Regions from separate parts of the Homo sapiens genome. Here regions 1, 2, 4, 5, 6 and 7 are each linked to region 3. Evidence: chromatin contacts called from ENCODE Hi-C or POLR2A ChIA-PET data. All regions are on one chromosome and are shown on one strand. The core of a region is the stretch at or near the end of the contact, and the rest is flanking DNA. Distances in the headings are between cores, read along the strand shown. Region 1 overlaps PEAK1 (pseudopodium enriched atypical kinase 1). Region 2 holds the start of HMG20A (high mobility group 20A). Region 3 holds the start of SIN3A (SIN3 transcription regulator family member A). Region 4 holds the start of NPTN (neuroplastin). Region 5 holds the start of LINC02255 (long intergenic non-protein coding RNA 2255). Region 6 holds the start of LOXL1-AS1 (LOXL1 antisense RNA 1). Region 7 holds the start of RCN2 (reticulocalbin 2).

What was found. A loop is a pair of places that touch in the nucleus more often than their neighbours do. ChIA-PET counts read pairs that join two places held with the same protein, here RNA polymerase II (POLR2A). Pooled maps may share reads with other maps.
Region 1: a pooled map shows a loop between it and region 3 (6-fold over the local background). The contact joins the enhancer-like site here to the promoter of SIN3A in region 3. A Hi-C loop is called at or near these places in 1 of 37 single-sample maps with no recorded cell type and 3 of 50 pooled maps.
Region 2: a loop to region 3 is called in a map of CD8-positive, alpha-beta T cell, with 11 times the contacts of the local background. The contact joins the promoter of HMG20A here to the promoter of SIN3A in region 3. A Hi-C loop is called at or near these places in 4 of 168 maps with a recorded cell type or tissue (CD4-positive, alpha-beta memory T cell, CD8-positive, alpha-beta T cell, gastrocnemius medialis and 1 more), 2 of 37 single-sample maps with no recorded cell type and 18 of 50 pooled maps.
Region 4: a loop to region 3 is called in a map of CD8-positive, alpha-beta T cell, with 7 times the contacts of the local background. The contact joins the promoter of NPTN here to the promoter of SIN3A in region 3. A Hi-C loop is called at or near these places in 2 of 168 maps with a recorded cell type or tissue (CD8-positive, alpha-beta T cell and naive thymus-derived CD4-positive, alpha-beta T cell), 6 of 37 single-sample maps with no recorded cell type and 15 of 50 pooled maps. POLR2A ChIA-PET finds 5 or more read pairs at or near these places in 1 of 52 experiments (MCF 10A).
Region 5: a loop to region 3 is called in a map with no recorded cell type, with 7 times the contacts of the local background. The contact joins the promoter of LINC02255 here to the promoter of SIN3A in region 3. A Hi-C loop is called at or near these places in 1 of 168 maps with a recorded cell type or tissue (naive thymus-derived CD4-positive, alpha-beta T cell), 5 of 37 single-sample maps with no recorded cell type and 10 of 50 pooled maps. POLR2A ChIA-PET finds 5 or more read pairs at or near these places in 1 of 52 experiments (WTC11).
Region 6: a map of CD8-positive, alpha-beta T cell shows a loop between it and region 3 (14-fold over the local background). The contact joins the promoter of LOXL1-AS1 here to the promoter of SIN3A in region 3. A Hi-C loop is called at or near these places in 1 of 168 maps with a recorded cell type or tissue (CD8-positive, alpha-beta T cell) and 5 of 50 pooled maps. POLR2A ChIA-PET finds 5 or more read pairs at or near these places in 1 of 52 experiments (BJ).
Region 7: a loop to region 3 is called in a map of CD8-positive, alpha-beta T cell, with 12 times the contacts of the local background. The contact joins the promoter of RCN2 here to the promoter of SIN3A in region 3. A Hi-C loop is called at or near these places in 1 of 168 maps with a recorded cell type or tissue (CD8-positive, alpha-beta T cell) and 10 of 50 pooled maps. POLR2A ChIA-PET finds 5 or more read pairs at or near these places in 1 of 52 experiments (activated CD4-positive, alpha-beta T cell).

The regions. Positions count from the first base shown.
Region 1 is chr15:77,178,465-77,181,164 of GRCh38, forward strand. It overlaps PEAK1 (pseudopodium enriched atypical kinase 1), which reads right to left. Exons shown (of 10, transcript NM_001385026.1): 7 at 326-2,700. Among named protein-coding and RNA genes, the nearest start is that of LINC00597, 46 kb to the right of the region's middle. RefSeq lists an enhancer at 1,391-1,530. Within about 2 kb of position 1,392, at least 4 of the 41 ENCODE cell types and tissues checked have a DNase peak (open chromatin) inside an H3K27ac peak, as active enhancers do.
Region 2 is chr15:77,419,624-77,422,338 of GRCh38, forward strand. HMG20A (high mobility group 20A) reads left to right here and starts at 1,265. Exons shown (of 10, transcript NM_001304504.2): 1 at 1,265-1,381. It overlaps PEAK1 (pseudopodium enriched atypical kinase 1), which reads right to left and starts at 481. Exons shown (of 10, transcript NM_001385026.1): 1 at 383-481. RefSeq lists silencers at 1-76, 87-256, 507-826 and enhancers at 1,277-1,326, 1,717-1,766.
Region 3 is chr15:75,450,362-75,453,061 of GRCh38, forward strand. SIN3A (SIN3 transcription regulator family member A) reads right to left here and starts at 1,329. Exons shown (of 21, transcript NM_001145358.2): 1 at 1,062-1,329. RefSeq lists enhancers at 1-666, 94-223, 1,934-1,983, 2,213-2,700 and silencers at 474-973, 1,194-1,293.
Region 4 is chr15:73,632,003-73,634,772 of GRCh38, forward strand. It overlaps NPTN (neuroplastin), which reads right to left and starts at 1,387. Exons shown (of 9, transcript NM_012428.4): 1 at 1,123-1,387. The coding sequence starts at 1,213. RefSeq lists silencers at 904-1,163, 1,244-1,543.
Region 5 is chr15:74,377,731-74,380,430 of GRCh38, forward strand. LINC02255 (long intergenic non-protein coding RNA 2255) reads left to right here and starts at 1,352. Exons shown (of 4, transcript NR_146881.1): 1 at 1,352-1,451. RefSeq lists enhancers at 749-1,249, 1,375-1,684.
Region 6 is chr15:73,926,987-73,929,686 of GRCh38, forward strand. It overlaps LOXL1-AS1 (LOXL1 antisense RNA 1), which reads right to left and starts at 1,262. Exons shown (of 3, transcript NR_040069.1): 1 at 1,079-1,262. It overlaps LOXL1 (lysyl oxidase like 1), which reads left to right. Exons shown (of 7, transcript NM_005576.4): 1 at 1-899. RefSeq lists enhancers at 1-815, 816-1,649 and silencers at 724-843, 934-983.
Region 7 is chr15:76,930,389-76,933,088 of GRCh38, forward strand. RCN2 (reticulocalbin 2) reads left to right here and starts at 1,361. Exons shown (of 7, transcript NM_002902.3): 1 at 1,361-1,597; 2 at 1,973-2,078. The coding sequence starts at 1,454. RefSeq lists a silencer at 1,054-1,803.

The DNA of each region.
Region 1 (2,700 bases), core at 142-2,641, 1.7 Mb after region 3:
CACTACCATCACATTCCAAAACAACACATTATTTATTGCTATTAAGGTGTTATGGATTTGCTTTTCTATGCTAAAGTTCCTCTGCATTCACCAGAATGCAGTAGGCTACTTAAGCCAAAGATCCAGGGCTATAAACCTTGTTCAGTGCAGTAAGATCACTTTAATACTATTCTAATCTTGGAATGCAGTTATAAAGATAGATGATGGCCACAGAGTGCTACTTACAAACAGAAATGGTTCTTATGCAATCTTAAAAGATATAAAAAACTTAGCACCTGAAAATGTGTTAAAAAATTCCCATATTCTTCCAGTCTATTTTACATACCTGAGAATCTTTTTAGGAATCTGTGATGGAGAAGAATGACTCCTCTTCTTCTCTGAGTCCTGTAGTAATGCATTCTCTGCTCTACCCTTCTCCATGACTGCTGCCTGGTCTGTCCTAGCCTTGCTCTGATCCACACTGAGCTGGCCTTGAGCAGGGTCGCACCTGTACATGAAGACAATGGCTGGTTTCTCACTGGACTCTCCTTTCGCCTCTGTGAACCAGTGATGGCGCTGAACTGGAGGAGGAGGCAGCATGTGAATGACTGTGCCATCCAGGCCCACCAGTTTCCCTTTCTCTCGCTCTTTCTCTTTGTCATCCTCCTCATCTGTTTTCCGACGGCGGAAGAAGCTTTTAAATGATATCCAGCGCTTAGGTTTTGCATCAGCTGCCCGCCTGCTGCCTTCAGAGTGCAAAACTGATTCAGCTTCTGTTGACCTGGTAGGGCTGGTTGGCTTGGTCCAGTTGGTGAAATGCCTCTGCAAAAGGTTACCTGCATGGTAAGGAGAAGAAGTAGAGCGTGGCGGGGGAAAGGGAGCTGGTGGCTCACTTTGGGGGCTAGTCACTAATTTGGAGGGAGAGGGGGTGACTGGCTTTATGGATGGGTCTTTCTGTACTTTGGTGGTAGGACTGTCTGTGGTCTGAGGTGCTTCAGCCTCACCACTAGGCTGAGATGTAAAGAGAGATTTGGGCCGGACTGGCGTACTCTTAGGTGTGCTCTTAGCAACATCAGCATCTGGAGGAATGGCATAAAGCTCTTCCACACTGCAAGCTTTAGGGCCAGATTGAGGTGTTTCTGGAGGAGACTGTGGGGGTTGGATTGAAGCCACAATCTGAGAAAGCACTGTGCTTGCTTTCTCTCTGGTGCTGCTGCTGCCCACCATCTGAGACTCCTGAGTGCCTTCTATTTTGGCCACAGGCTCTTGAGTGGCTCTCTGGATCTTTGCTGGGGAGCTGTGGCTGGAACTATAGCTTCTCTGTGGTGAAGACTGACCTCTGTTGAGACAGTTGTTAAACTCTTGAACCTTCTGAGCCACTGAGCCCCTTTTATGCTCTGTGCTGTTTGAAAACCCTTTAGTTTGAAGACAGTCAGTGGTTTTGCTAGTGGTGTTATCAGGCACTTTGCTTTCTGTTTCTATTTCTTCATAAGTATGGCTTATTACACTTGTGGTTTTTTCCTTCACTGAGAGTTCTCCACTTGTTCCCAGAAAACTTTTGTAGATAGCTAGATTGTCATATGCATTTGGATTGATAACAATGGGAACTTTGATAGCATTTTTGGAACTCCGAGCATAAGTTGGCTCGTCATGAATGATAATTGGAAAAGGTGGCATACCAGCATTGTTATAACTATTAAATTTAATTTCAGACAAATTAGGTGACTTAACAGGGATGGTTTTGGAGGAAATGTTTGTAGCTGTGGGTGATGTAGGTGCTGATTTGTGACAGTTTTTCCTTGGAGGAACATTTGGTCCAGTTCCACTAGTAATTAGTTCTACTTTAGGTATCTTTTGTCGTGGACTGGTGCTAGAAGTCCATACTTCTTGGTATCGAATTGCACTGGATTTTTGGAAATGGGCACTTATTTGTCCTGGTGTCAATGAAGATGATGTAACTGGAGAGTTTGGAGTAGAGGATGAGCTTTTTGTCTTGGGGCTGTTAACAGGGCCCTCGAGGTGCTCACTGGCCATGGCTGCTGACACATCCACGACAGTATATGGCTTGCACAATGGCTGTTCCAGGTTCACAACTCGGTAAGGTTTTGCTTGCTCTTCTGTGGGGACAAGGTTTATGGTTACTGCTTGCCCAGCAACATCTGTAGAGGCTTTACTTTCTTCCTTCTCAGTTTGTACAGCAATCTTGCCATCTTTCTCTTCTAATCGGAGAGCAAGGACTGCTTTGTGGGTCTCTGGAACTTTTATTGAGCTTTTGGAAGCCTGTGATGAATCTTTATCCTGATTATTACTAGAGGGACTTTCATAATTGGGCTCAATTTCCTTCATGTCCTTAGAATCTCCTGGGTTACCAGGAGATAATCCCCCATTACAAATCTTCTGGGATAAACTACTGGCTGTCTCAGAACGTGATTCTTCTGTTAAAGAAGAATCTGGTGATGTGGAGTCAGATGACACCATGCTCTGAATGCTTCCTTGTCCATAAGAGACCACAGAATTTTCCTCATAACCATTCAGGATTTCATCATAGCTGTCATCATAGTCCACAGCACAGATTCTCTGCAGAGACTTGTTTCGCAGGGGGATGGTATTCCATTTTTTGTCCACAAAGAATCGAACAGGAGACAATGTGTTTGCTCTGAAGTTGGCAAAGCGAGGTTGCCCTCTCATGCGAATCTCCATGGCCAACAGCTCTTCATCACT
Region 2 (2,715 bases), core at 15-2,514, 2.0 Mb after region 3:
CTCCTCCAGGCTTCACTTTCCCCCGCAACCTCCCAGCCGCGCCCGGGGGCGTCCCTCGCGGCAGGTCCCAACTTTCCTTCCTCTGGGGGGCGTCGCGCTCCCGGGGCCGCCGCCGAGGGAGGGGGCAGGGGCGGCAGGGGGCGCGCGGCACCGGCGGGGCGCGGGGGTGGCCGGGGAGCTAGAGCCCGCGCCGGGCGGGACGCACCGGCCGCCAGAGCCCCGGCGGCGGCGCCACCCAGAACCCGCGCCGCCACCCAGAACCCGCGCCGCCCCGCCCGGATTCCCCCGGGTCAGCGCCCTCAACCCGCGGCAACCCTGGTCCCACAGACGGCGCGTGAGTAGAAGACAACCGAGCGGACGCGGACAGCCGGGCCGCTGTTACCTGAGGGGCGCACACGCCGCCGCGGCGACCACCATCACCGTCCGTCCCGTCCCCTTCCTGGTGACCACGGCCGCCGCCGCCGAGCAACTGACACTGACTAACAACAACTAACTAACTACTCGCCGCGGCCGAGTCCACCGCGCGCTCCCGGCCGCTCGCCGCCCGCCCAGCCCACCAGCCTGCCCGCCTCCTCTCGGCCCCGCGCGCCGCCCCTCCGCGCGCGCCCTCGCCCGCTCGCCGCGCTCCTGGAGCCGTGAGCACGCGCGCGCTCACGGGCCCCGGTCGTCTCCCAGGTCTCCCTCAGCCCCAGCGGGAGGAGTCACCGCCAGGCCCCTCCTCTCTGCCTTCCAACCTCCAGAGGACGAGACCTAAAGGGTGCCTGATTGGCTGCGGAGGGCGGGGCTAAGACAAGGGGCGGGGCTGCCGAGACCTTGGGCCCGCGTGAGGGAAAATTTGGGTTCGATTAAGCCGCAGAGGAAAAGACCAGGGGAGTCTGGGCCCATTTGGGCGTCGGGGCCCGCTAGGTCAGCCGTCATCGAATACAGAATATGTTTTCGAGGACGCTAATATGTAGTCATGACCAATTTCAGTTCTTCTACTTTCTGCGGGCCTTCGCAATAAAAAAAAAAAAACTACATCTCCCAGAAACCTCCACGAAAATAAGGCTCACCTTGCGTAACCACGTAGTCCTTCGCCGCATTGGGGCAAAATAATCCCTTCATTTTTGTGAAGGTACCGTGGAAAATATTTCATTTTTCTTCTCACCGGAGCAATTGTAAATGCTATGCGGTAAGAGGAGTTACCTGTGGAAAGGTGGTTAAGAGATTAGGTAAAGAAAAGGAAAGGACACCAAAATAAAGTGCTGCGGAAGAATTTTTGTCCAGCTGTGAGACGACGAGTGCGTGAAGTGAAGGCGATTGAGAGGGGCTGAGGGAATTGTCCTCTGTGGAAGGGACTTTCTTTTGGCCCTAGGCCCCTTCCTGCCCCTGTCGTCAGCAGGTCAGTAAGCAAGGCGAGCTTGGGGGTGGCCCCAGTCGAGATGCCCTTCACCCCTTGAAGATCACCCCTCTTTTGGTGGTGGTGGTACTGGTTTGTCTCAGTTGGAGGCCGGCTGAATGGGGGCGCCTCAACTTCCGGTTGGGGGAGGGGAGGAAGGCCGTCCTGGGGAGGGGGGACACCCTCACTTCCTGTGGGGGGGTGGTGATGGTTTGGGGGTGTCCGACCCACTTCCAGTGCTGATGAGGGCTTGAAAAGGTGGTGCTTGGTGCCATTCGCGGAGACATTATCTTGCAGCTTGGGGATTGTGTTTTATGTGAAAAGTTAGATTATTCCAAGTTGTGCTGAACACCAACCTGCAGTCAGAATTTATGAGTTTGCTTCCACGTGGAATATGGAGCATTTCCTCCCCAGCAAAATTGTCTGTGTTTTCTTCAAAGAATTCGAAAGCCCTTGTTAAAAATCTCTATGCACCTTTGCAAGACGACATAGCTTGTGTGACTGATGAATTGCCAACACCTGCACCCCTACTCAAGTCCAGCCTTGGCTGGGTGAAGTGTGGTGCCCTCTGCCTTGACATGCAACAGGAAATCTAGCTTCTCTTTTAAGGAGATAACTTTTTATTTAGGGGACTGAATATTTTACATAAAATCTGGGGCATTTTCATCTTAGCAGAATGAAAGTATCACACTGAAGTACTCAAATTTGAGGTTACCTTAACTGATAAAATTGACATCTTAAATTATTAGGACTGTTGATTTTGGGCTACAGGTTTTGCCCTGTGCCTGAGAACAGCTTCTTCAGCCTTAAAAATTCTTATGTGTAGCTTACACGTAACATTTTTGAAAGTTGTATTTTATTACATTTTCCTCCTTTGTAATTTAATTCATCACTGATTTTTAAATGGTATCTGTTCTTTGTGGTTTTAAAGTATAAAGCAAGGGTCATGAGACTCAGCTCAGATTCTAAACAGGAAAAAGTTGGCTCACAAAGGACAAAAGGTCAATAAGAACTTTCTGGTTTTCAGTAGCTCATTTTTAATAAACTATATGTGAGGCGGTAATAAACACTCAATAATTTTGATTCCTTGGTTCTGTTGTCAGATAACACAATACTTAGAAGGGTGTGTGTCTGTGTATTGAAGGAATCAATCTATTTGAAGCTTACTTTGTGAAATCTGAATGTTAGTAATTTTAGTATATATATCAGTGAACCTAGAACTGTATTGTCTTGCAAGAATTTTTGAAGTAATAAGGCCTGTGTACTTTTTCTTTTGGGATTGTACTTAATCTAGCCTCAGACTCTGCGATTATTTTAATTCTATAATAGTTTTTTTA
Region 3 (2,700 bases), core at 79-2,578:
CCATTGGCTCAAAGGAAGCCCCGCCCCGTACAGCCACGGTAACTGAACATCAAGGGAACCCCAGGGAAGGTTTTCCCTCCGCCACATTTCTAGTCTCTGATGACTCCCTGCCCCTCCCCTACCATCACCACCGCGGATCTAGGGTTCCAGCACCAGCCACGCACGCTCCTACAAGAGGACCTTGGGCACTTCGCCCCAATAGTTACAACCAAGAGGGGAGTGGGGGTGACCATGCTCCCACTCTCCTGGCTGCACGGTGCCAGACACGCTGCATGGAGCAAAGCGGAGAAAGCAGCTCCGGCACAGGGCCCTTGTGCCCCCAGGCAGAAGGCATGACCCAGCCACAAGAGTAAGTCCTGACACCTCCACAGCTCCCAGTCGGCGGGTGCCCCTCCCTCCCCACGGAGACATAGGGCGGGGCAGATCTAGGCGCCGAGACTCCCAGCCAGACCCGACAGCGGGCTTTCCCTAGCACCTCCTCATTGCCAAGGAGGCGGAAACCCGGGGCCTGGGCGGGGTGCAGGGGGGGACGGCCAAGGGGAGTGGCATCACGGATCAGTACGGCCCCTCCGGCCAACCGGATCCCAAGAAGGCGGAGGAACTCAGACTTCACGCCCCCTCCCTGCCGCGCCCTGAATCTACACGCGGGAGACCCCCCCCTACCCCTCCCCGACCCCAGCAGGCCAGAGCGCGGCCGCCAGCCCGAGGCCCCGCCCACCCCAGGAGGAGGGGAGGGGGTGGTCGGCCGCAAACTGCACTCAGCGCGAAGCCGGCCCCGCCCCTTTCTCCACAATCGCACGCGCGCGCCGGCCCCGCCTCTGAGCGGCGGCGCGAGAGCCCGCCCCCCTCCGCGCGCACCGGGACTACGCTCTCCTCCCCCTCCCGCGCGGAGAGCTACCCCGCTCCGCCCCCCACCCCCCTCACACAACCACACACCTCCCGCCCGTCTGCTCTACGGGAAGCCGAGGAGGTCAGCCCCCCCCCCCCAAAATACACACCCTCGAGTCCGGCGTTACCCGCCACCAGGCTCCCGCCCGGCCCCCGGCCCAGCGTGCTCTCACCGCAAAGCTGCTTCGGCCGCTCGTCACTGCGTGTCCCTCTCAGCGTGAGCCGCGAGCTCAGCAGGGAGGCCCCGAGAACGGCGCGGGGCACAGGCCCGCCGAAGCGGACTGCCAGCTACCTCTCCACTAACGAAGCGGTCACAGGCTCCGGTGCCCAGACTGGGAAGGAGGGAGGGAGGGAGGGAGGGAAACTCCGAGGGGGGAAGGGGAGGGGGGAAGATGGAGAAACCGTCTCCGCCGCCTCTACCGCCGCGGCCGCTTCTCTGTTACCCGGGAAATCCCGCCCACTCCCCCGACCCCGCCCCGCAGAGGGAAGACTCAGCTTCGTTCCAATACAGGACGCAATACCCGCCCGTCAAAGACTCAGCCAACCACCGAGGCCTGTCTTATGATTTTCCCGCCCCTTCCCCCTCGACTGGTAGGGGAGGGGGAGCCGCTCTCCTTCTCCACGCCCCTATTGGCGGGGAGCTTCCCTAACTCAACCCCGCCTATTGGAGACGGACTGCTGAAGCCCACCCCCGAGCCCCAACACTATTGGAGGAAGCAGGGAAGCTCTTCCTGTCTCATTGGAGGACACCACATAACCCGCCCTGCAGCGTCTCAGCCACAGGCCTAACAAGTTGGCTCCCGCCTCCGCTGGTCATCGCATTGGAAGGCTACCCCTGGCTCTCCCACCGCCCCAGTAAGGTAAGTAACCGATGTGGGGTAAAATGTCTGTAAGTGAAACAGGCTCCGCCTACCGCACTGCCGGGCCAGGCCCCGCCCCAAGAGTCGGATTGGATATCTTGGCGCTGGTAGGACCCTCCATTGGCCAGGGCGCCCGTCTAGGAAGGAGCTAATTCCACCCTGCGCGAGGAGGCTGAACCTTAGCAGTCCTTTTGTGGAATGTTTACACTAGAGACTGAAGCTCGGAGTTCCAGGGCCCGAGATAGGAGGGGGAGCGGAGCTCATCAGCGGAGACTCCACATCCTAGGATTTGAAGGAAAGGCAGCCCACCATGGAGGACTCCCTCACAAAAAAAATGAGAGAATGAGAACTCATCCTTCCGTCCAGTTATCTTTACAGTTTACATTCTACACACTGCGTCCTTGTAAACACAAATATCCGGAGCAGCTGGCAACTCCTTTCAGCCAAGTAGAGTACAGAACTAAGGTCTGGAGACCTAGGCGGAGAAGTAAACTCCCTAGAGCTGAATATGCAGTCCTAAGAGGGCGGAGATAACCAAAAGAGAGGCGGGCTCTAACAGCCACCGCCCTGGCAAGCCTCCGGAAGGCGGAGCGTGAGGCACAAGGTACTCACGATCTCCCGGGTGGATCTGGAGGCATCCTCAGAACTGAGAAAGGAGAGGAAAACACCAAAACAGGCCACGGCATAAATTAACATTGGGGACATGCCACACTCAGAGAATGGATAAAATTTCCGTAGTTGGGGACATAAGATAACGGCTGTTCACCTTCTCCTTGGCCGGGAGTGTTAATAGCAGTTCCTGTGCCCTCTCTGTGTAGGTAACAGTGCCTCGAACACACAGTGAGACAAAGTGCTTTCAATTCCTAGTTTGCTTTTATTTATTCACCAAATAGGGCGTGGGCCTGACGCTGATCTTACTTTGGGGGGCGCTCTCTCAGCGCCAGGAGAGGTG
Region 4 (2,770 bases), core at 137-2,636, 1.8 Mb before region 3:
TAACGTCTCTTCTGTCTTGAAACTTTTAAATCTCAAAAATCCACTTCCCCATCTCCCTGTCGCCAGTCACTGCCCTCAATCCCACCACTGCAATTAGTTGCAGCTATGTGTCCCTGTTTTCCCAAAGGCCCGACCAATATCATACAGCATTTGCCACATCCCAACTCCTCCCTTCCCTAATTTATCCTCCACACTGCAAACCAACATTACACCCCCGACTTCCTGCATTTTACTCCCTTCCCTTATTTTTCGTCTTCCCCCACCCCCATCTCTATACCCAGGCCTCCTTACTTCTCTAATAAATATTCCCCCACCTCAGTTCCAACCCTTTCCCTCCATCCTCTGCTCATTTTCCTCTCCTTATTTAGAAACTCCTTTTTGCTCTCCCAACCACTACCCTAGAATGCCCAGCACTCCACCCTCTTTAGCAAACCCAGCCCTCTTCCCCCAGCTCATTTGGAGACACTGCTGCTTCTCTCTCCAGGTCCCCTACTGCAGTCAACCCACTCCCTCATCTTCCCACCCACCTTCCCTCTATCCCTAGATCCAAGGTTCCCTGATTCTTTACCCCCTCCTTTGGTCTCTAGTACTCAGCTCACCATTAGTGTTCCTCAGGACTCTCTTCCCCCCAATTTCCCCCTTATTTTTAAGGATGTCACCAGTCCTACGGGGCCTCAGTAGAATCCTGGACGACCCCAGCTCCCGGGGGGCCTGACGGACACCACCATCCCCGTCGCCCGGAACACAAACGCCGGTCTTGTGCCACCCTCCCTAAGAGCTGCGCCCCCTCCTCATCCGCCCCCGCTACTCCAGCTCCCCACGTCGGCTTCCTCCGTGTCCCCTCGCCGACCCGGCACGACGAGCCCCACGACGTGGAGCCTCCGAGTGGGCAACACCTCGGGCTCACCCCGGACGCCCCCGCCGCTCGGATAGGAGCCTCCGGTCCTCACACCCGCGCCTCCTCAAACCCGCAGCCGGTACCTCCTCTCGGACCCGCAGCCCCTCAGACGCCCACTCGGCCCCCTTCCCCGAGCTCCAGCGTCTCCTCAGGCCAGAGCCGGGCCCCCTCCGGCCCCGGCGCCCCTCAACCCCCGCCCGGCCCGCCCCCGGCGCCCCGCTTACCGTTCTGAGCGGCGCCTGGCCCTGGGAGGAGGGAGCCAGAGACCAGCAACAGCGAGAGGGCCAGGGCGCTGGGCAGCGACGAACCCGACATCCTCCCTAGCAGAAGACCCAACAGCGAATGGGCCGGGGCCAGAGCCGGGGCCGGGGAAGGGAGGGGAGGGAGGGAGGGGGCGGGCGAGTGCGCGAGGGAGTGAGCGAGGGAGGCAGCCGCGGCTCGGCTCCGTCCTTCCCCGTCCTCCTCCTGCCGCCGCAGCGCCCAGGCCTCGCGAGACCTTCGCTCCGGGTCGTGGGCGGCTGAGGAGCGACCGCCGCAAGGATCGCGAGAAGAGGCGGCTCCGACGGAGACTCCCGCCCCGCGGACTCGGTGGCCCCGCCCCTGCAGAGGCTGATTGGCCTAGCGCGAGGTAGGTCACGTGCCGAGGGCGCCTCTGGCCATGTGACGGGGCGAGGCGGGACTCCGCTAGCTCTCTGGGCAGTGGGGAGCTGGGAAGTCCTTCAGTTTACTCCTCTGTGGCCCGGGAGCACCCATAAATAAGAGGAAGCTTTGGAACACAGTACATTTCCTCCACCCATCCTGCCTTTCATTTGTTAGCGCTCTTGGCTACAGAGTTTCATACACCGTGCCTCCTTTCCTCCTTCCTCTCTTTGTCCCCGTCCTGCTGTTTCTTCCTTCTGGACTTTGAACATAGACCTCTACTGGTAACTGGCTCCAACCTCCTTCTCTCATCTGCTGTTTTTTCCTTCCAGGAAAAGTGGTGCGCCCCCTGTGCCCCCGTTACCTTGTGCTTTCCTGCCTGGACATCTGCTCCCTTTGCCTGAAATGTCCTCCTTTGCCGCCTCTGCCTACTCCCCCTCCCACCCCACATCTGGGCCTTATTTTAGCTTCATAGACTCTCAGGGCCTGAAGTTCAGCTAGCCTAATTGCATGTTCATTGACACAATTCTACAAGGAAGTCGTGTATGAACTTACATGAAGACTCCTAAGAAGCGTCTTAATGCGGAAAACATTTATTGAGAACGTGCTGTGTGCCAGGCACATAGTGAAACCCACATGAAAAGGTAGTCCCCGTCCTCATGGAGTGCACTGCCTAGGCTAGCAGAGGAGTGAGGAAGGGTCAAATGGCCCCATAGGAAAGGATCTAGCAAAGCACTCTGGAGGGTGATTGGCAGTGTGGTTACTACTGTTTGCATAGAAGTTTGGGAAATGCTCTTTTTAGGGGTATTTTTTGTACTACCCTCAGGGCTTGTGGTTGGCAAAGGAATTTCTATGGCTTAGCTCATCCCTGACTCACAGCAGACGTCCTGGGAGTGTCTGTGGAAACTCTGAGGGGCCAAGTAAACAGTCCTGGTGGCCTGACTTGATTTAAAGAGAGGGTTTGGAGGACCTGGAAGAAGGAGACCCTCGCAATCTCTATCAAGCTAAAGTGGTCTGGAACTTTCAACAGGAACTGAACAGCTGGTGGTTCCAGACCAAAATTTCTAGCAAAGGCCAGGACCACTATGGCATGTTGTTGATTGAAGTGAAAACTATGTCCTTCAAAACCTCAGGTGTGTGAGTGACAAAAAGATTGGCATGTACCTTCATCTGGACAAAGGCCATTCTGCAGACAGCCCAGTAAGGAGGGCTACAGGGCTGCCTGTGGTGGGA
Region 5 (2,700 bases), core at 102-2,601, 1.1 Mb before region 3:
TCACAACATCACAAAGTGTGTGCACCACCAGGTGCAATAGACACAAATTACCTTACGAGCATGAATAATGGTAACATATAGTAAAATAATTAGGAAATGATGAGTTGCTAGTGGGTATTTCCTTTTTTAACAAAATGTATTTAAGGTTATATAATTTAAGTACCGACAATGACTGTGCTTAACAACTCGTTCGCAAAATTCTGAAAATGTGGCCACCAGCACCTATGAGCCGGTACCAGCTGGCTGCAGGCCCATCACTGGGAATTGAGTGTGGTCCCTGCTCTCTGAAGGCGACAGGTCTACCCAGGGTGGGCCGGTCTGTGGGGGGACAGAGGGATGCATGGGGGCCACGGAGAACCAGAGGAGACACTCTGTGCAGGGGTTCAGGGAAGGCTTCTTGGAGGAGGCAGCATTATAGAGAACAAAGGGGAGGGTAAATATATCCCAGAAAAGGGTAAGGAGAGAGTGCCAGGCTAGAGAGGACACTGGGGAAAGACCAGGAGAAAACAAAGTGTTTGGCGTGGTCCAAAAACTAAAAATGTGTGTCTCAGTCTGGCTGATGGGATGGCTGGGTTCCAGCCCAGGTTCTGCTGCTGATGCCTCTGTCACTTGGACCAAGTCCACTCCATTCTCTAGGCTTCTCGCCTCTGTCAAATTGGGGTCCGAACCAGATGGGTTCCAGGCCCGCTGGTGATCTAGACCCCCAAGAAGTCTGCAGAGGGGCCTTGTGAACATGTATATAGCTCATGGAGGAAGTCTGGCCCACAACTGACACTTCACAACCAGATCTTCCCCTCCCTCCTCCTCTCCCCTTCACCCGGTTCCCCCAGGTGATCCTGGAAATTCTGGTTTGGCTTCAGAAAGTAACTATAATTACAGCCTTTTTTTTTTTTTTTTTTTTGAGACAGAGTTTCGTTCTTATCGCCCAGGCTGGAGTGCAGTGACTTGATCTTGGCTCACTGCAACCTCCACCTCCTGGGTTCAAGCGATTCTCCTACCTCAGCCTCCTAAGTAGCTGGGATTACAGGGGGACCTGCCGCCATGCCTGGCTAATTTTTTTGTATTTTTTAGTAGAGACGGGTTTCGCCATGTTGGCCATAATTACAGTCATTTATAGAACACTTTGCTGCCTCTCCTAATTACCAAGCTGTGCAATTCCAGTTACGCATGTAAGGAAACATCTCAGGAACCCCTCCCTGGGGCCAGCCTGTCAACCGCAGCCCCCAGGCCAGCTGGAATGGAGTGGGAGTGCCCGTGGCTGCTGCTGACGTCTCCCTCCTGGCTTCCTTTCATGCCAGACCAGGAAGGAAACCTTGGTTCAAAGGCCTGCCCTGGGGTGGGTGTGGGATGAAGAGAGACAGGGAAAGTCCCTCAAGATGATGAGCTTGCGACATGGGGGAGGGGAGAGGGACTCCTTCTGGTGATGCAGAAGGCCTCCGTCTACACAGCAGGTGAGTCTTAGAATGCCGGGGCGGGTCGTGGTTTCACAGCATGAGTTAGAGCTTGTTCCCCAGGAAAGGGGCTGTTTAAGTTTAGAAAGCAATGGTCCTTCCACTAGGTACAGGTTCCCCGGCCTCATGTCCATCACCACCACTGAAGCTCCCTTAGCAACAGCCCTCACCCTGCAGAGCAGCCATCCAGCCCTGCCTCTGATGCCTCCTGTGACTGGGATTAGTACCCCAAGCCTCTGTGACATTTGGGTACTCCATTAATGAGAAAGCTTTTCTTCCATCAAGATAAGCTTCCCTCTGTGCAATTTCTTTTTTGTTGTTGTTTGGAGATTTTGTTGTTGTTGTTGTTTTGTTTTGTTTTTTTGAAACAGAGTCTTACTCTGTTGCCCAGGCTGGAGTGCAGTGGCATGATCTCGACTAACTGCAGCCTCTGGCTCCCGGGTTCAAGAGTTTCTCCCACCTCAGCCTCCTGAGTAGCTGGGACTATAGGCACACACTACCACACCTGGCTAATTTTCGTGTTTTTAGTAGAGACAGGGTTTCGCCATGTTGGCCAGGCTGGTCTCGAACTCCTGACCTCAGGTGATCCACCCGCCTCAGCTTCCCAAAGTTCTGGGATTACAGGCATGACCTACCACATCCAGCCTCCTCTGTGCAATTTTTTTCCGTTTTCTTTTTCTTTTTCTTTTTTTTGAGATGGAGTCTTGCTCTGTCGCCCAGGCTGGAGTGCAGTGGTGCGATCTCGGCTCACTGTAACCTCCGCCTCCCAGGTTCAAGCGATTCTCTGCCTCAGCCTGCCAAGTAGCTGGGATTACAGGTGCCCGCCACCACATCCGGCTAATATTTTTTTTTTTTTTTTTTTGAGACGGAGTCTCGCTTCTTTGCCCAGGTTGGAGTGCAATGGCACAATCTTGGCTCACTGCAACCTCCGCCTCCCAGGTTCAAGCAATTCTCCTGCCTCACCTCACCAGTAGCTGGGATTACAGGTGCCCACCACCACGACCAACTAAATTTTGTATTTTTTAGTAGAGATGGGGTTTCACCCTGTTGCCCAGGCTGGTGTCAAACTCCTGACTTCAAGTGATCCACCTACCTCGGCCTCCCAAAGTGCTGGGATTACAGGCACTAGCCACCACGCCCAGCCTATATTTTTAGTAGAGACGGGGTTTCACCATGTTGGCCAGGCTGGTCTTGTACTCCTGACCTCATGATCCACCCACCTCGGCCTCCCAAAGTGCTGGGATTACAG
Region 6 (2,700 bases), core at 12-2,511, 1.5 Mb before region 3:
CTCCGAGAGTAGCTCCCGGGTGCTGCTGGCCGGCGCGCCCCAGGCCCAGCAGCGGCGCAGCCACGGGAGCCCCCGGCGTCGGCAGGCGCCGTCCCTGCCCCTGCCGGGGCGCGTGGGCTCGGACACCGTGCGCGGCCAGGCGCGGCACCCATTCGGCTTTGGCCAGGTGCCCGACAACTGGCGCGAGGTGGCCGTCGGGGACAGCACGGGCATGGCCCGGGCCCGCACCTCCGTCTCCCAGCAACGGCACGGGGGCTCCGCCTCCTCGGTCTCGGCTTCGGCCTTCGCCAGCACCTACCGCCAGCAGCCCTCCTACCCGCAGCAGTTCCCCTACCCGCAGGCGCCCTTCGTCAGCCAGTACGAGAACTACGACCCCGCGTCGCGGACCTACGACCAGGGTTTCGTGTACTACCGGCCCGCGGGCGGCGGCGTGGGCGCGGGGGCGGCGGCCGTGGCCTCGGCGGGGGTCATCTACCCCTACCAGCCCCGGGCGCGCTACGAGGAGTACGGCGGCGGCGAAGAGCTGCCCGAGTACCCGCCTCAGGGCTTCTACCCGGCCCCCGAGAGGCCCTACGTGCCGCCGCCGCCGCCGCCCCCCGACGGCCTGGACCGCCGCTACTCGCACAGTCTGTACAGCGAGGGCACCCCCGGCTTCGAGCAGGCCTACCCTGACCCCGGTCCCGAGGCGGCGCAGGCCCATGGCGGAGACCCACGCCTGGGCTGGTACCCGCCCTACGCCAACCCGCCGCCCGAGGCGTACGGGCCGCCGCGCGCGCTGGAGCCGCCCTACCTGCCGGTGCGCAGCTCCGACACGCCCCCGCCGGGTGGGGAGCGGAACGGCGCGCAGCAGGGCCGCCTCAGCGTGGGCAGCGTGTACCGGCCCAACCAGAACGGCCGCGGTGAGTACGGCCCCGGCGCCCCTCCGGCCGCGCGTACCCCTGGCCACTGGAAACTGCTCCGGGCCCCCCGGGCCCCTCCTTAGAACTTCCTGGAGGCCTCCCCGGAGCTGCTAAGCACGGAGCAGCGCCCCCTCCCGACTTCCCCCGACCCAGCCAACAGCACCCCCCTGGCATCTCACCTCCCAGCTTAACCCGCACCCAGGCATCATCAGTGCCAGGGGTTGGCCAGGCAGGTGTGGGCTCTGATCCTGGCTTTGGTGGAGGGACTAGCCGAGCTTTGGGAGGAGGCTCGCCTTCTGCACTTGGCTTGGGTCATCTGAGGACAAAAGGAAGGAGCCCCTCATCCACCTTCTCCCTCATTTCAATGAGGGCATCTCCTTCCCCCCTTAGAGATGTTCTATGCCAGCTCACAGGGTGAGGCAAGGAGCATCAGAAACCTGAGTCTTCAGGGCCAGAAAGGCCTTAAGGGATGCCCCTGGAGGTGTGGCAGGCTGCCCATTACTGGGCATGTGTGAGGTTGGCTTGAGTGCGCAGGAGGTTAGAGGGGAGCGTGTGCTCCAGGCAGGAGTCCGGACTTCCTCAGGGGAGTCTGCAAGGCTGGGGCAAGAGAGACCAGTCAGGCACTGGCCTGGGTGCAGAATTTCAGGGGCTACCAAAAAACACAGTAGTTGAGATGAGTAATATTGAGATGTATTTTTTTAAGTCAAAATTAATGCAAAAAAAAAAAAAAAAAAAAAAAACCTGTGATAAAGGAAATATCCAGATTTTAAATAGAGTCAGTAATAGTGGTATGCCGAGCCATATTGGAGCCTGAGGCTAACTGAAAAATCAGCAACACGGATCCTGTCTTTATTTGATATTTGGATATTTTGTTCATTACAGATAGTTTTGCATTAATTTTTATTTTAAAAACTATTGTGTTAAATATTACTTATCTCCGTTACTGAGTTTTTTTGGCACCCCCTAAAATTTTGCACCCCGAGGAAAAAAAAAAAAAAACACCTCACTGGCCTCATTCCCCTCACCCTAGTCCTGGCCCTGGCGGAGAGCCCCAGCTGTGGACAGGACTCCCTCTGGCTTTTCAGGGGGTGAACATACGTCCTCCTCTTGGGAAGGCCCAAGCCCTCTGCACATGAGGACACAGTGGAAAGGCAGCTTCCACACATGCTGTTAGCAGACAGGGCTACTGTGACAAGGGCTGACTGGTGGGTGTGGCCAGTGCTGGACGGCCATCAGCCATTCTCTGCTGTCCTAGAATCCCCCTCCCTGCTACCCTCTCCATACAGGCAGCTTTTGGGCCAAGGTTTTCTACTCAGTCCCCAATACTTATGCAGTCCAACTCTGCCTTGCCTCTTTCAAGCTGTCGTCAGTTTCCTCTACCCATAATTCTCTGCTCCCCATTGAGGTTGCTGTGCCTGGCCCACCAAGTAAGGGCTGACTGAGCCCTCCAGTGCCTCAGAGTATAGGTGCTAGTGCCCCAGCCTCCTCCTCAGCCTCTGTCAGCAGAGGGATGATGCTTTGTCTCCAGCCAAGCTGACCTCAGTGAGGGGCTGCTGCTCATGGGGTGCCTGTCTCCCTGGGTACTGCTGGAGGCCAAGACTAGGGGAGAGGAGCGTCTCCACTGGGAACACTCACTCTATCACATCCAAGGTGTCGCTTTTGAGTTGTGTGCTGAATCCCACTTTAAGAACCTGCAGGAGCTCAGGAAAAATCAGATGGCAGGTCCTTCTGTGGTGTGATGAAGGATGCATCCACCTGCTCTGGTCCTTACCAGGTACTTGCAGCATCCCTGCAGAAGGGC
Region 7 (2,700 bases), core at 111-2,610, 1.5 Mb after region 3:
GAGAACAACAGGTACAAAGCAGAGTTTCTTATATTAAATTGGGACATTTTTCTCTTTTTTTCCTCAAAACCGAGAATGGAAGTGAAAATTAAAATCCAGCAATAAAGGGTTTTCTTTTTAGTTTAATGAAATCAACTCTAAAATTTGCTTTTATTTATATTCTGAAATTTAAAACTTTGTTCTTCGTTGATCTTTATAACATTGGAAAGATTGAACTTACACTTTGCTCTGTGAATCTTTCAATGGTTTGTGACCAAACCATAAATTTCAACCCGACCCAGGAAATTTCTGCGACTTGTGCCCACCCAGTTTTGCAGTTTGGAACAGAATTCTTGCTCCCAATCCAAATAGAGACTGAGAGAAATGAAAGAGGACCCAGAAAGCCTTTTCTTCTCTGTGAAAGGCCTGATCCTAAGTGGCGCAATCAATAAAGAAAAGGGTTCAAGGTGCAGCCTACAAATTTCTTAGAGTTTAATGTGTTCAGGTTGAGGTGGAGAAATTACATAAACCTGTGAATAGACATGGAATAGAAGCCATGTGTATATGCATTCTGTCCCTAAAGGTTTTGCTAGGTACTTACTAAGCTATTCCTTCTGTGCAATCATCTTTCGTTTTTCTACTTGTATGGATGAAAGCCTACCTTCACTGAACACTTCACCTTATGTGCCAGCTATTGTTCTAAACCCATTACATTATTTAATCTTCACGACAATTCTTTAAGGTAGTCTTATTACTATGCTCATTTTATAGATGAGCAAACAAGTTTTCAGGGGTCAAGAAATTTGAGCAAGTTCACATTAACTTGTAAATCACGAAATTGAGCATCAGATACAAGCATCTGGCTGCACTTCCTGAGTTTGTACGTCCTACTCTCATAAAATAGATACATTGAAGACTGAGAAAGAATACTGTTGGCCGATTCCTCAGGCAATAATTTTTTCGATATTGTATTGTTGTCTCAGAAACCTCCAGCCTCTCTCATTGATGGACGGTAGGAGGGGCACATGGAGTGGACCAGGAGTGGGCAGGAGTGGGGTGGGGGCGTGCTTTTAGAAGCGTTTCGGGGGAACGACAAGGCGCGGGTCGTAGAGGTCTACCCTCTCTGCAGTCCCAGCATGGCTCCTGGAGCTCTCTGGGCGGCCGCTGACCCCGACATCGCGGCGGCCCGCCCCCAGCGCCGCGCTGCCCAATCAGCGGCGCGGCCTGGTGCCCCGCCACTCCGCGCCGGCCATATAGGCCTCCTCCTGGCGCGCCTCCGCACCGCATTGGTGGACCGGCCCCCAGCCCGTCCATGGGCGTTGTGGCCGCCACCGCAGGTTCCGCCTCCCGTTCCCTCCGCCCTCAACGTACGTCGCACCGCCTCTCTGTAGCCGCCCGCGGAGCATCGCAGCCGGCCCGGGCCCCCGCCAGCCTCCCTCCTCGCGTCCCTCGGTGTCCTCCGCGGGCCGGCGCGATGCGGCTGGGCCCGAGGACCGCGGCGTTGGGGCTGCTGCTGCTGTGCGCCGCCGCGGCCGGCGCCGGCAAGGCCGAGGAGCTGCACTACCCGCTGGGCGAGCGCCGCAGCGACTACGACCGCGAGGCGCTGCTGGGCGTCCAGGTGAGGCGGCCAGGCCGGTGCTGGGAGGGCCGGGCCTCGCACCGCGGCTGCCGCGGGCTTTGTCCCGGGACAAAGGGGGGCGGCCGGGCGAGGCCTGGCAGGGGCGGCCTGACAATGGGGGCCGGGCGGCGCGGCACTCGCTCTCTGGGGGTCCTGGGGCCTGGAAAGCCTGAGGAGATAGCACGGCCCAAGAGCTGGATCCCTTCTACCCCTCAGATCATGGAGGGTGTGTAGGGGGTAGGGGCCTTGAAGTGCAGGTGCGGGTCACCCCGAAACCCTTTGGCAAGGGGGTCTTCTAGTAGCCCTGTTTTTCTCCACCATTTTGCCCCACTGATAGTAATGCTTGGCCCTCCTGTGTGTCGCTTCCCCCTAAAGGAAGATGTGGATGAATATGTTAAACTCGGCCACGAAGAGCAGCAAAAAAGACTGCAGGCGATCATAAAGAAAATCGACTTGGACTCAGATGGCTTTCTCACTGAAAGTAAGGACTGCCCTACACGACTAACAATGGAGACAAACACAAATATGTTAAGCAGCGGTGTCTGCTGAATGTATAGATTGCTAGTGTCCCAAGTTGGAAGTCCTGTGAGAAGGAGAAAAGGACATGGAGAATAGGCTTTATACTTACAAATCTTTAGACACTGAGAACCAAGTAAAACTCGGTGCTTTCTCCAGTTATATATAAACATCATTGACCCTGTACTCTATGTGGAAGTCACACCTTGAGACACCCTCTTTCTCACGTGACTTTTGTTAGTGTCAACAATATGATTTATTTTAGAGAAATATGCCCCAAAACTTTAAGGCAGTAAATGATTTATCGCTCTTTTGATATATGCTTCATTTAAATTTTAGGAATTTGCTTCTTTTTTTAAGCAAGTAGAAAAAGACCTGTTGCCTGTGAATTACGTTTATTATAACATTATACCAAAATGTTAGAGCTGGTAGGGGCCTTGGGATCATCTTGTCCACATCACTTTGTAGAGATGAAGAAATGAAGCACAGGGATAAGTGCCTTCTACAAATAAGTGGCAAAGCTGGACTAGAATCCAGGTATCCTGCTCTTAATTCAGGTTTTAATATCCTTCAGTTAAAAAAAAAAA